2 separate regions of the Homo sapiens genome follow, and region 1 is linked to region 2. The links are chromatin contacts, found by POLR2A ChIA-PET in ENCODE. All regions are on one chromosome and are shown on one strand. The core of a region is the stretch at or near the end of the contact, and the rest is flanking DNA. Distances in the headings are between cores, read along the strand shown.

Region 1 (6,559 bases), core at 1,003-3,502, 310 kb after region 2:
GAAACAGAGTTTTGCTCTTTTGCCCAGGCTGGAGTGAAGTAGCTTGATCTCAGCTCACTGCAACCTCCACCCCCTGGGTTCAAGTGATTCTCCTGCCTCAGCCACCTGAGTAGCTGGGATTACAGGCACCCACCACCATGCCTGGCTATTTTTTTTTTTTGTACTTTTAGTAGAGATGGGGTTTCACCATGTTGGCAAGGCTGGTCTTGAACTCCTGACCTCTGGTGACCCACCCACCTTGGGCTCCCAAAGTGCTAGGATTACAGGCATGAGCCACCGTGCCCGGCCCCGGCTGCTCCTTCTAATCCTGTTGTTCACTGCAGCACAAAGTATTTCTGAACACTGGAGAATTATATTTCTGGGAGGCGCCATTGCCTCTACAGAGGAGGAAATTTAGGCCCAAGTAGGAAAAGGACTTGCTCAGCATCTTTGCAGCTCACTGGCTTAGGCAGGATGATAATCCAGCTCTCCATACTACCTCATCATTTCATGGCATCAGCACCTACTTTGTGCAGAAAGATGTCTCTGGGATAGCTGTAGGTGGGGCTGAAGGAGCCCCTGGTCCCTGGGCAGTGACAGGCTGAATAGAAAGGGTAGAGAGAAGGCTCTGGCCTGGAGGGGGTTGCTTTGAGCTGGATTCTGTCTTTATTACCCAGCTGGAGGTCGCTATGGGGAGCAGCTCCCACAGCCTCCTGGCTGGATGGCAGGAAGCACATGTAGATATTGAAGGGTTGAAGGGTTGAAGGGTTGAAGGCTGAAGGGGAGTGAGGGAGCTGGGCTTTGGCATCACTCAGAGAAATGCATTCCTGACCGTGAGGGATCATTCTTCTCTGTGTTCTTGGGAAGGGATTATATTTTGGTGGTAACCAGGGGTAGTGGATGAGGACAGGGGACAGGGAGAGGAAGAAGAGGGTTTTTTTGGGCTGTTTTCGCTGGTTGGCTTTGGCTTGGGAGCATGAAACAGCGTTACCACTCAATCCGTGTGGTTGCCCTGGTGATAGGGTGGCTGTTGCTAGGCACAGGGAGAGGGCTCACCATCCAGGGCCCTTGGCTGTGATGTGATGTGTGCAGGAGGTTGTCAAGTGGCCTCAGAGCCCAGAGTCTGTGGCTCTGGGATGGCAGCTCTCCCCCTCTTCTTCCTGCCCACCCCCAGGGCTTGTCTGCTCTCCTTATCTGCCCTGCTGATTCTCTGACCATATATGTCAGTTTTGGGGCTCCAGGAATGCAGCTGGACATGGAGCAGCCTCTTCCCTGGGGTTAGACTGAATAGGTTGAACTAAAAACTGCCCTCCCTCATGTGGGGAGCTTGTGGCAGGAGGGGGAGTTGCTGCCCATTAGGGCTGAGGGCAGAGGTGCCTACCCCCAGGCTGCATGCGGCTGCAGCCTTCTGGCCAGATTCCAGACCTACAGAAACCCAGCTTGGTGGTCGAGTCTGCCTTGTGCCTGCCGGAGCTGCTGTTCTGCTGGTGACCTCCTCATCTCAGCACCCCAGACATCACGAGCATCCCCCTTTCCCATCTGCGCCCTCCAATCCTTAGGGCCGTCAACCTTTCCACCTTGAAACTGGTGTCAGGAGCACCCTGCAGAGTAAGAGTGGGCTTGGACGCCCCTAGGAGCCTGCAGACTGTCTGCAATGACTGGCAGGCGATTCCACATCCCCTGCTGCTAGTTCCTGTCCTGGAGCAAGCCCAGCTGGGCCCCTCAGCCATAGCTTTTATTTTTTTATTTTTATTTTTTTGGGATGGAGTCTTGCCCTGTCGCCTAGGCTGGAAGTGCAATGGCACAATCTCGGCTCACTGCAACCTCCGCCTCCTGGGTTCAAGTGATTCTCCTGCCTCAGCTTCCTGAGTAGCTGGGATTACAGATGCCTGCCACCACGCCCAGCTAGTTTTTGTATTTTTAGTAGAGATGGGGTTTCACCATGCTGGCCAGGCTAGTCTTGAACTCCTGACCTCAGGTGATCCGCCTGCCTCGGCCTCCCAAAGTGCTGGGATTACAGGCGTGAGCCACGGTGCCCAGCATGTTCCTTAGATTCTTACAACATTTCTACCCCTGTAACTGCTAGAGCCTGGGAGGCTTCTGTGTCCAGGTCTCCTGAGGCGAGGGGCGTGGACCTCTGCCCTCTACAGCTGGGACTGCATCACTGAGCCAGCTGGGTGGCGGGCGGCACAGGACCTGGCACAGCTCTTCCCTCCCCAGCTGCAGGGCCTGGAGGGAGGCGCTGAGCTGTGCCATCCTCTGCCCCAGCTGCCTTTTCTGGCAACACGCCTGAGCCACGGAGCCAGGAGAACCCAGAGCTACGTGGAGCTCTTGGCGGGGATGAGGAGTGTTGAGGAATAGGGACAGGGAGCCTGGGAGAGGGAATGGTGGGGGCAGGAGGGCACGCGGTGGAGGTCGCAGAAGGTGAAAAGAGCAGGTCACTGACCTGCCACCTGTCTTCCTCTCTCCCAGGTTTCTCTTAAGGTTCTGCAGGGCAAGGCTGTCTGGGACAGGCTTGGCCATGGATCCGCTCTCAGAGCTGCAGGATGATCTGACCTTGGATGACACCAGCGAGGCTCTGAACCAGCTGAAGCTGGCCTCCATCGATGAGAAGAACTGGCCCTCGGATGAAATGCCTGACTTCCCCAAGTCAGGTGGGCTTGTGTCTGGTCTCAGGCAGCTACAGGCGCTTTAGAGGGGGAAGCACTCCTTCTGCTGAAGGGAGACGCCAGGAGGGCAGGATGGGGCAGACCAGTCCCAGGTTTGGGCTGGGAGCATGGGCCTTACTGGGGGAAGGGCCAGACAGCATGCCTGTGGGGCAGAGCATGGTGCCAGCCCCCTGGCTTGTCCCCTGACCCTGCTGTGTTCCTCAGATGACTCCAAAAGCAGCTCCCCGGAACTTGTCACACACCTGAAGTGGGATGACCCATACTATGACATCGCCCGGCACCAGATCGTGGAGGTGGCAGGTAAGCACACCCAACACTATTTTCCTAACCCTCAGAGCTCCTGGCCTCAGGAAGTCAGCCCTTCACACCACAGGGGAAGGGCCTCTCTGCAGTCTGACCGCTGGCCCTGGTGCTCCTGGCATGTGGGGAGCCATGTGGCCTAGTGGCTTTGAAGTCAGAAAGCCCTGGGTTTGATCTCCAGCTCTGCTCTTTGAACTCTAATTTCTTCCTTGTGGGTTACAATAATGAATGCATGTCAGGGCCTAGCCCAGAGCCAGAACACAGTTGGCCTTGAATAAGTAGCCTTCCCTTCCCCTCGTTCTATTGCCCTCCTACCCCTCCACCCTAATGTTGGCTTTTCCACCCTATCAGTTACTGGGGAGGATGAGGAGTGCCAGTCCTTCCTGGGAAATTGTAGCCCTAGGGAAGTCTGGAATGGGCAGAGCCTCTTTCCAAAAATGGGGAGGGGGCACATGGCTCCCTGGAGCACCAGATTCCTGGCAGATATGCTGCCCTGCTGAGAGTGGGTACAGAGCCCCGCTTAGGTCTCTGTCTCAGGGAGCTCCCTCCCTCCTGTTCATAAGGGGGGACCCAGAAGAAACCAGGAGCCAGGGAGTCAGGCTGATGAGGTGGTTGCTGCCCTTAGGGCCCCACTTTAGAAGGAGCAGCTGGAATCTAGGATCCTTTATCTTTTCCCTAACATTTGTCCATCCTTGCTGGTGAGGCCAGGCATTCATAAGCAGGGTGGCAGCATGGCCCTGCTCTGAGGCATTGGCGTGGGCAAGGAGAACCTGGCAGACACCGGCCCTGGAAGAAGCCTGTCTGGCTATGGGGGTGCTGGGCTTGGAAAGGGAGGGGGCAGTTGAGAGGATTGCCCCGAACGTCAAAGGTGTTTCCATGGCGTTTGTATTCTTGGCGCCTGCCCTGATCTGGGTTGAGGGCCTTGGCTCTGGCCTCATTCACCCCCTGCAGAAGCAAAGCTGAGAGTTTTTTCCCCAGTCTGGTCCTGAATTGGGCACGGGAAAGTCACCTTGAAGGTTCTGAACTTGACTGGAGTCTGGGGGGTACCTGATGTGAAGGAGTCTCTGTCCTGACATCATCCTGGCCTGTTTGGTCAAGGCAGAGCTGGGGGAGCCTGCCCCTCCCCACCTCCGTGGGTGACACCTCCTTCCCCACAACCCCCGCACAGAGCTGCAATTTGTTTCTATTTCCCTAGACTACGATGAGCCTGAGGGGGCCCAGCCAGGTAGGTGTCCGTCCTGGCTCGCTGTGCTTGTCCTCTTTGGACTGCAACCTCTGGGGCTGTGGATCAGGAAGGGCTCTCGGTGGAGGCCAGATGGGGCTAGCTTAATTGCAGTCTCACCCTGGGGAGCTGGGAGTTGGTGGTGCCTGGGAGTCGGAAATAGCAGAAGATTTATGGGAGGTAGGATGGGGGTGGGGGAGGCTGTGTGGGGACACACCCAGGCCCCAAAGGGAAAGGAGCTTGCGGGAGGGTCTGGCCTTGGGCAATGGCCTCTGAGTGGTGGCTCAGGGACCTTCTGGGTGATGGTGTCCCCATGGATGTGCCTCCCTGATTGCTGAGAGGAGGCTGGATTGGCATCACCAGGCACTCATTTGGTGAGACCGTGGAGATGTCCGGGAGAAGCCCTTGTAGGAAGGGAGGGTGGGTTATAGCCTCAGCTCTCCCTGCCGGGAATAGTTGTCATGCCCCAGGGTCAGATTTGGCTCAGTCCCAGTGGGTTCTTTCCAGTGGTGTGCTGGTAAATGGCTCTCTGGAGAGGGGGAAAAAGGCCATGATTTGTAGCATTTGCAGTTTCTGCCTCCCAGCTCTCTAGCTACCAACATGATGTCAACTGGCTTGCAAAATTCCTGACAGTTGAACAGCTTAACAAATGTGTGAGCTGGCTGTAGCACATGACTGGCTCCATCAGCCCAGCCCTACCTCCCAGGTCCCAGGCCTGCTGGTCCGGTTGTGGGTGGGGCTGGTTTGAGGGGGCCCAGAATGCCTGGGGAGACCTGTTGGTGATTAACTCCAGGGCCACCCTGGAGTTAGGACCAGCCTGGGCAACATAGTGAAACCCTGTCTCTACAAAAATAATAACAATAAATTAGCCAGGTGTGGTAGCCTGTGCCTGTAGTCCTAGCTACTTGGGAGGCTGAGGTGGGAGGATCCTTTCAGTCCAGGAGTTGGAGGCTGCAGTGAGCTATGATTGAACCACTGCACTCCAGCCTGGGTGATAGAGCAAGATCCTGGCTCAAAGAAAAAAAAAAAAGATTACAGTCTAGTGAAGTGGTTCTTAAAACTGGTCACAGTCCACTTTGCAACTATGAAAGGTATCCCCAGGATAGGGGGGATCTCTTTGACTGAAAAAAAAAAAAAGTGCAGCCAGGTGCGGTGGCTCACACCTAGTAATCCCAGCACTTTGGGAAGCCAAGGCTGGTGGATCACGAGGTCAGGAGTTCGAGACCAGCCTGATGAACACGGAGAAACCCCGTCTCTACTAAAAATACAAAATTAGCTGGGGTTAAGGCCAGGCGCGGTGGCTCATCCCTATAATCCCAGCATTTTGGGAGGCCGAGGCGGGCGGATCATGAGGTCAGGAGATCGAGACCATCCTGGCTAACACAGTGAAACCCCGTCTCTACTAAAAATACAAAAAATTTTCTGGGCGTGGTGGCGGGCGCCTGTAGTCCCAGCTACTCAGGAGCCTGAGGCAGGAGAATAGCGTGAACCCGGGAGGCGGAGCTTGCAGTGAGCGGAGATCGTGCCACTGCACTCCAGCCTGGGCAACAGAGCGAGACGCCGTCTCAAAAAAAAAAAAAAAATTAGCTGGGTGTGGTGGTGCATGCCTGTAATCCCAGCTACTCAGGAGGCTGAGGCAGGAGAATCGTTTGAACCCAGGAGGTAGAGGTTGCAGTGAGCTGAGATCACGCCACTTCACTTCAGCCTGAGCGACAGAGCGAGACTGTCTCAAAAAAAAAAAGTGCACATGCTTGTAATATTTGTCATATAACATCATGGAGGTGCTGTGTCTGCTGAGCACATTGGTGGAGCCCTGGTTCAGAACCCAAAGCTTCCCACTTACAAAGTGCTGTGGCCAGCTGAGAGGAGACACCACAGGCCTCCAGCCCTCCCCCCAACAGCTTCCCTAACCAGTTGCTACCTCTTATATTTTAGACCCAGGGGCCTCACAGACTTTCTGCCCTGGCTGAATCCTCAAATCTGCCAGCCAATGAGGCCTGCCTTGCTGCTGGTGCAGATGTGAGGTGCGGGGACTCATGGGCTGGAAGGAAAGATCCTTTTGGTAGCCCCCATTGTCCTCGAGCATTTCCCCCAAATCCTGGTTATTTCCTCGCTTAGAAGGAGGTAGGCAGATGAGGCCCCCTCTTCCCAGGCTGGTGGTAGGCATCTCTGGGGTTTCTGAAGCTCCAGACTAGTGAGACTGGGCTTGCCAGTCTAACCCTTTGTCCCTGGCCCCTGCCAGTCTGCTTTTCCTTCCACTGTCAGAGCCAGTGGGAAGTGAATCAGAGCAGGCACATAGCCCCAGAGCCACCCCCAGCTGGCCTCCGGGATCTCAGCACCTCAGGATCTAGGCTAGGGTACGAAAGAGAGCAGGTACCACCTGGTCCTT
Region 2 (6,895 bases), core at 3,819-6,318:
GGCCTCTGCCAGTTCTGGAAGATTCAACTGATACACTAAGCAGTTAATAATTTTGAATTAATGTTAAGTTCCTGAGTTTTCAAATGACTGTTAGGGCTTGCAGATAAAAAATCAGAGTTGGCTGGGCGCGGTGGCTCACACCTGTAATCCCAGCACTTTGAGAGGCCAAGGCGGGCAGATCACCAGGTCAGGAGTTCGAGACCAGCCTGGCCAGCACGGTGAAACCCCGTCTCTACTAAAAACAAAAAATTAGCCTGGCATGGTGGCGCAGGCCTGTAATCCCAGCTACTTGGGAGGCTGAGGCAGGAGAATCACTTGAACCCGGGAGGCAGAGGTTGCAGTGAGCCAAGATCATTCCACTGCACTCCAGCCTGGGCGACAGAGTGAGACTCAGTCTCAAAAAGAAAAGAAAAAAAAAATAGAGTTCAGGACCCACCCACGTTGGGGGCTGGGACTCTGGTAAACCCTAAAGCTCTTTTGGCACTCCTCAGAGCTATACTGAAAATCAGCCCTCCCTGAGATGTAAATCTATATTCAAATCCTTTCAAACCCTCATGGGATTGAGGTAATCCAGGATTGCTAGTGCCCAGGCCATCTGCCAAAAGCAAATATAAATCCCCTCCGAAGAAAGATAACATCATTCTGGGCCTCACATTATCTGTATAGTTTTTCAATTTACATAACTCATACACAATTTACATAACTCAACTAGAGAAAAAAAAAAGTATAACACAAGATAAGATAATGGAGTAAAAAAAAAATGGATAGGACAGAAAACAGAAACAGACCCACAGGGTATCCAGACAATAAATTATGGACTTTGTAATAACCATGCTTTATTTACTATGTTCAAGCAAATGAAAGACAAGATTTAGCAAGGAAACAAACAAAAACTGAATAAAAATACTTGAACTAAAAAAATACAATAATTAGAATTAAGAACTCAGTAGATGGGTTTAATAGTAAATTACACAGAAATGAAGAGAGAATTAATGACCTGGAAAATAGATCAGAAGAAAATATCCAGAATAAAGCATAAACTACAAAATGATGGGCTGGGCATGGTGGCTCATGACTGTAATTCCAGCACTTTGGGAGGCCGAGGCAGGCAGATCATTTGAGGTCAGGAGTTTGAGACCAGCCTGCCCAACATGGTGAAACCCCATCTCTACTAAAAACACAAATTAGCCAGCCACGGTGGTGGGCGCCTGTAATCCCAGCTACTCAGGAGGCTGAGGCAGAAGAATCACTTGAACCAGGAAGGCAGAGTGGGTTGAACCTGGGAGGCAAACCTGGGTTGCAGTGAGCCAAGATAGTGCTACTGCACTCCAGCCTGGGTGACAGAGTGAGACTCTGTCTCAAAAAAAAAAAAAAAAAAAAAACCACACAAAATGATAGAAAATGCAAAAAAGAGCATAAGAGACAGAGAATACTATGAAAAGGTCTAATGTTTGTGTAATTAGAATCCCAATAGGAGTAAAGAGAGGGTAGAGGCCAGTCGTGTTGGCTCATGTCTGTAATCCCAGCACTTTGGGAGGGCGAGGCAGGAGGATCACTTGAGCCCAGGAGTTTGAGACCAGTCTGGGCAAGATGGCAAGACCCTATCTCTAAAAAAAAAAAAAAAAAAATTAGCTGAGTGTGGTGGCGTGCAACTGTGGTCCCAGCCACTTGGGAGGCTGAGTGAGGCAAGAGGATTGCCTGAGCCCAGGAGGTAGAGGCTGCAGTGAGCCATGACTGCACCACTGCACTCCAACCTGGGTGACAGACAGAGATCCTGCCTCAAAAAAAAAAAAGAGACAGAGACAGAGAGAGAGTAGAACAGAAGTAAATTTGAAGAGCTAATTATTGAGAGTTTTCCAGGACTGATAAATGATATCAAGCTATAGGTTCAAGAAGCACTAAGAACACCGAATAGTTTAAATATAAAGAAAAGCAAAACTAGACACATTACACTAAAACTATCAAAAACCAAAGACCAAGTAGAAATATCCAAAAACCATCCAGAGATTTAAAAAAAGATTATTTTCAAAGAAGCAAGAATAAAACTGAGAGCAACTTCTCAACAAAGTCAGTAGAAACCAAAAGATAATGGAATGGTAAAACAGCTGCCAACCTAGAATTTATCTCAGGAAAAAAACTGCCCTTCAAAAATGAGGTGAAAATGTAAATAAGACGTATAGATTAGTTAATAGTTTTGAATTAATGTTAAGTTCTTGATTTTGGCAGTTATATTATGGATACAGGAAATGTTAACATTAGTAGAAGCTGTATGAAATGGATGTGGGAACTCCATATATAGATTTTTTTAAACTTTATGTAAGTCCAAAATTATTCACACACATTCTAAAAAGGTAAAATGAAAACAATTTCAGAATGGAAGCTCCATAAGAGTTGAAATTTCTGGTCTGTTTTTTTCACTGCTATATCCCTAGTATCTAGAACGCTAAGACGTAGGCACTCAATAAATATATATTGAATGAATGAGTGAACAACAGTAGTAGCAGTAGCTACTAATTAATTCAACACTTATTGTATCTTAAGTGAAATGCCAAGCACTTTACTTTCATTAACTCATTTAATCATTCCAACAATTATGTAACATGGAATTTTATATTTTATATATGAGTCTCCCTATTTTATAGATGAGGTAAGCAATCTGCCCAAGATCTCATACCAGAAAGTGGCAGGCCCTCTAACATAGACCTATCTGATTCCAAAGTCCATGTTCTTAACCACTATGTTATGGTGCTTTCATGTTGCAAAATATGTCTCCTTTCTGTTTTGTTTATCCAAACTCTACCTTCCTTTCCAAAATTAAGACAAACTCCTCTATAAGACTCAACTAATTTTACTTAACTAATAGCCATTATTTTTCCTTACTCTCAATTCTCAGTGTACTGGGCCATATAACTTAATGCCATTATATAAGGTCTTGTATTGCTCTGTAATTGTTCGTTATTCAATGAGTTTTACCTCTTTAACCAGATTACATCTTACAGGGAAGTGACCATATCTTATATTCCTATTAATATAGAGCACATTTGAAGCTCTATAACAATACTTAATATTTTTGTAAAGGGATGAAGAAAAACATTTCCATGCAAGAAACAGTGTTTTTGAATGCTTTAGTGATCAGGCTTACATGGTCTAAGATTCTAAACATAAAATTTGACTCAGAAAAACAAAAAAACCACTATCTTAAAAAGTTTTTACATCAATTTTCTGTAGTATCTCTTTTTCCTTATGACATTTTAGGGGATGTTCAGGGTAATTTGGACATAGCAGTACAAGTTCTCCTGGTTAAACCTTCTTGAGAGGGTATATAGATTGCATAGAAGGTAAAGTATGAGAGTGTGCAGATGAACAATTATCCCCACACATGTAAGCTGCAGTTTGTCTGGTGTAAATATACTCTCCCTGCCTGGAACTGCCTGTGTAATGTTCTCTCTTTGGGCTCTGTGGTTTCTCAATACATTCCAACTGTTCAGAGGCTGGAGCTTGGCTCTGCAAGCATAGATAAACAGCTTCCTGGAGCAGGCTGCCAGCATGAGGAGCAATGACCTCAGCAGAGAAAGTCTGCTTTTCATTACCCTGAGCCCATCACTGTACTGCTAGAGCTAAGAGTGGGAACAACACAAGTTGGATAGAGTTGACTGACTCAAGTCTCCCACTACACCTTGAGTTTTAAAATTCTGTATCTAGAGGAAAGGGGGTAAAGACAGGAAGTGAGAAAATGGCATATGCAAAGAAAACAAAGATAGAAAAGCTTTCTTAGGCTATTCTGTGAATGAACTAAATGATGAGTGAAGTGGTTAAGAGTCATGCAGGCAATCATTGAATGTTTTAGTCTCCAAAAACGTACACAAAATACAGGGCAAGAAAGAAGTGTTATAGAAAGTAAGAGAGGCCAGGTACAGTGGCGCACACCTGTAATTCTAGCATTTTGGGAGGCTGAGGCAGGAGCATAACATGAGCCCAGGAGTTCAAGACCAGTTTGAGCAATAAAATGAGACCCGTCTCTATAAAAAAGAAAAAAAAAAGTTAGCTGGGTATGGTGGCACGCACCTGTGGTCATGGCTACATGGGAAGCTGAGGCAGGAGGATTGCTTGAGCCCAGGTTAAGGCTGCAATGAGCCATGTTTGTGCTACAACTCCAGCCTGGGTGACAGAGTGAGACACTATCTCAAAAAAAAAAAACAAAAACAAAAAAACAAAAACAAAAACAAACCAGTAACAACAACAACAACAAAAAACAAAAGAGAGACTAAAAAGTCCTCAAGATCTTCAACTCTGATGCCATTTAAAGAGAGAGAAAAGGAAGACTATCCAGATCCACAGAGATACAAAAATCCCAGAAAAGTGGAGCTTAAGGAGAACAACACACAATGAAGATGAATTATATATAGCCAGACATCTTGCATGTGTAATTTCATGTGATTTGCATAACAACCCTAGAAGATAGGTATTATCATCCCTAGCAATAATCTAGACCTAGAAAATTACAATACAATGACATCAACAAAGACATTTGTTGTTGATATTATTTAATGACAAAGGGATGATTTCAAGTCTGCTTCTACGGCCACCCAGGAAACAATGCTTTTCCCAAACATCTCTCATTGTAGTATTATCTATTGTTGCAGCCCCAGAACTCAGCAATACTAGAACTGTGACCTAGAAGAAATGTACACATTTGTGCCACTTTCTGATAAGACAGTTTCTGCAGTGCTGGTAGCATTGCATCTGATAGTTGAAGAAGGGAATCACAATTATGTCCTCAGACAAGAAATTGGTTAGATATGACCCCTCCTGAAGGATCCTGAGAGACAATTTGTTTTTTGGAGAAGTCACTGACTATAATGATGCACCTGCAAGGGGGCCGGGAGCTGAGAGACAGACAAACATCTTAGCAAATTCTAAAAGCAGAGTGAAGCTTCATTTGACTTTCATTTCACTTTTCTCAGGGAAGAAGAACCTTTGTGTTACTGCCAAAATCCTAACTGTCCTTCCTTCCTCTCTGTCCCCTCCACCCCCACGCCAGCTCATTAAAGATCTTCTGGTTAAAGGTGCCAAATTGTGTCATTCTTTCCTACTCCAGTGCCAAGCCTGTGCCAATGGCACCACAGATTGATCTGCTAGAGTTCTGAGCAAATTATGGAAGAAATTAAAAGCACTGAAAATTTTAAATTGTTCTGTTGCTGGTGAAGTAAAGCTTTTTAAACTTCTTATTCTTCTTGTAGAGACAGGGGTCTCATTGTGTTGCCCAGGATGGCCTCAAACTCCTGGCCTCAAGTGATTTTCCCACCTTGGCTTCCCAAAGTGCTGGGATTATAGGTGTGAGCCTATAATCTGGCCTAGTTTCTTAACTTTTGATGACTGACTTTACATTGCTAATGGCATAACACTTGTTAATTAAGACTCGTGTGAGTGTACTTGATTGCCAGACAAGTATTCAGGGAATTATCAGAGTGGTGGTGTGAAGGAATATCAGGGCTTGGACCAAATAAAGATCCTTCATATTATTTATAGATTGAAATAAATCAAGTTATTTATCTAAGGGGAGATATTTTAATGTAAAAAATCAGACCTAAATTTTATACTAGCTAGCTGCAAAAGCAGCTCCCATGAAAACAGAAATAGTATCATTGGGGCTTGAGAACACTTCAGCCAAGGATGGTGTTTCTTCATTTCCTCTTATTGAATGGTTTTATAACAGATAAGTTTCTCTTAACTTGTAGAAGGCAGGGGGTGGGGTGGGGGGAACAAGGTCTTTCCTGACAGGGAGAATCTGGGCCCAATTATTACTTCTGTAACCTTTGACTCTGACTTCTAAACGAGTCAAGGGACCAGTGGGCTGTGAAATAGCTTCCTCCATTACCAGGTCAAGTGCTGCTGGATAGTTTCCTGTAACCATAATACAAAGGGACTGAAGAAGTGAGATGGATTCTACAAAAACAGGCAACTTCTTGCATCCTCAATGACCCTGGATTTTTAAGTTTCAAAACAGATTTTGACTCTTAACTCACCACCATGGCTCCCTGTAGTCTTTTTGCTATAGCATACCTCTAGTAATACAGAAAAGAGCCAGAAAGAATCCTCTATAGATTTGGTTCTATGATGGTCTAACAGAGGTGCCTGGCCTAGTAACAGTGGGGATAGGGTTGCTTTAACTGAAGGCAAATCTCTTCCTGACAATTATCTGAGTCTGTGGGAAACCAGATGCTGACAATGAGAAACGGGTAATTTTCTGTTACAATGTTTAACAGCTAAGAACTGAACTATGGAAAAAAGTCAGGGGAGGGGGTGGGTAAAGGGGGAAGCATTACCCCTTTTGAAGAAGTCTATAATAGGATTAGTCACCATTACTTTACCACACCACATTTTGGCTCAATTTAACGTAAATAAGTAGAGAAAACATGAGCAGAAATGGCCCAAAGAAGTCTCAAGTCCATCTCTCATTCAGAGCTACAAGCTGGAAATCAGCGAAGTCTTGGTTTGTTCTGATGTGCTTCTTGTTGCCTCACACCTGCTCCTCTGTTACCATGGACACAAGAAGAACCCCAAACAACATTATTTAAACTCTAGATGGTGAATGATCCTTAAAAAATCTGTCACCTTTAGAATGAATGTTTATGCCCTGATTGTTATAGATTATGTAGGAAAGAAGTGGGTCATCTTTTCATAGGGCTTAAAGCACCTGTCTGAAAAAAAAAATAACAAGAAATGATACATATTTTATAATCATGGATTGTTTTCATTAGAGTTACGTTTTAAGTTATTTAGGAATATGCACTATTACCTATGTAACAAACCTGCACGTTCTACACATGTATCCCAGAACTTAAAGTAAAAGAAAAGAAAAAAGAAAAAAAAAACGGGTATGCACTATTGGAAT

Evidence for each region. ChIA-PET counts read pairs that join two places held with the same protein, here RNA polymerase II (POLR2A).
Region 1: POLR2A ChIA-PET joins it to region 2 with 10 read pairs in A673. The contact joins two enhancer-like sites. POLR2A ChIA-PET finds 5 or more read pairs at or near these places in 4 of 52 experiments (A673, H1 and activated T-cell).

Annotation. Positions count from the first base shown.
Region 1 is chr11:46,692,049-46,698,607 of GRCh38, reverse strand. It overlaps ARHGAP1 (Rho GTPase activating protein 1), which reads left to right. Exons shown (of 13, transcript NM_004308.5): 2 at 2,452-2,633; 3 at 2,853-2,948. The coding sequence starts at 2,501. Among named protein-coding and RNA genes, the nearest start is that of ARHGAP1, 5.3 kb to the left of the region's middle. RefSeq lists an enhancer at 3,702-4,201. Within about 2 kb of position 2,252, at least 8 of the 41 ENCODE cell types and tissues checked have a DNase peak (open chromatin) inside an H3K27ac peak, as active enhancers do.
Region 2 is chr11:47,001,489-47,008,383 of GRCh38, reverse strand. The region is part of intron 2 of CSTPP1 (centriolar satellite-associated tubulin polyglutamylase complex regulator 1); the gene reads right to left. LOC124902670 (a long non-coding RNA gene) reads right to left here. Exons shown (of 2, transcript XR_007062665.1): 1 at 1-6,895. Among named protein-coding and RNA genes, the nearest start is that of CSTPP1, 68 kb to the right of the region's middle. RefSeq lists an enhancer at 1-284 and a silencer at 3,505-3,584. Within about 2 kb of position 5,068, at least 14 of the 41 ENCODE cell types and tissues checked have a DNase peak (open chromatin) inside an H3K27ac peak, as active enhancers do.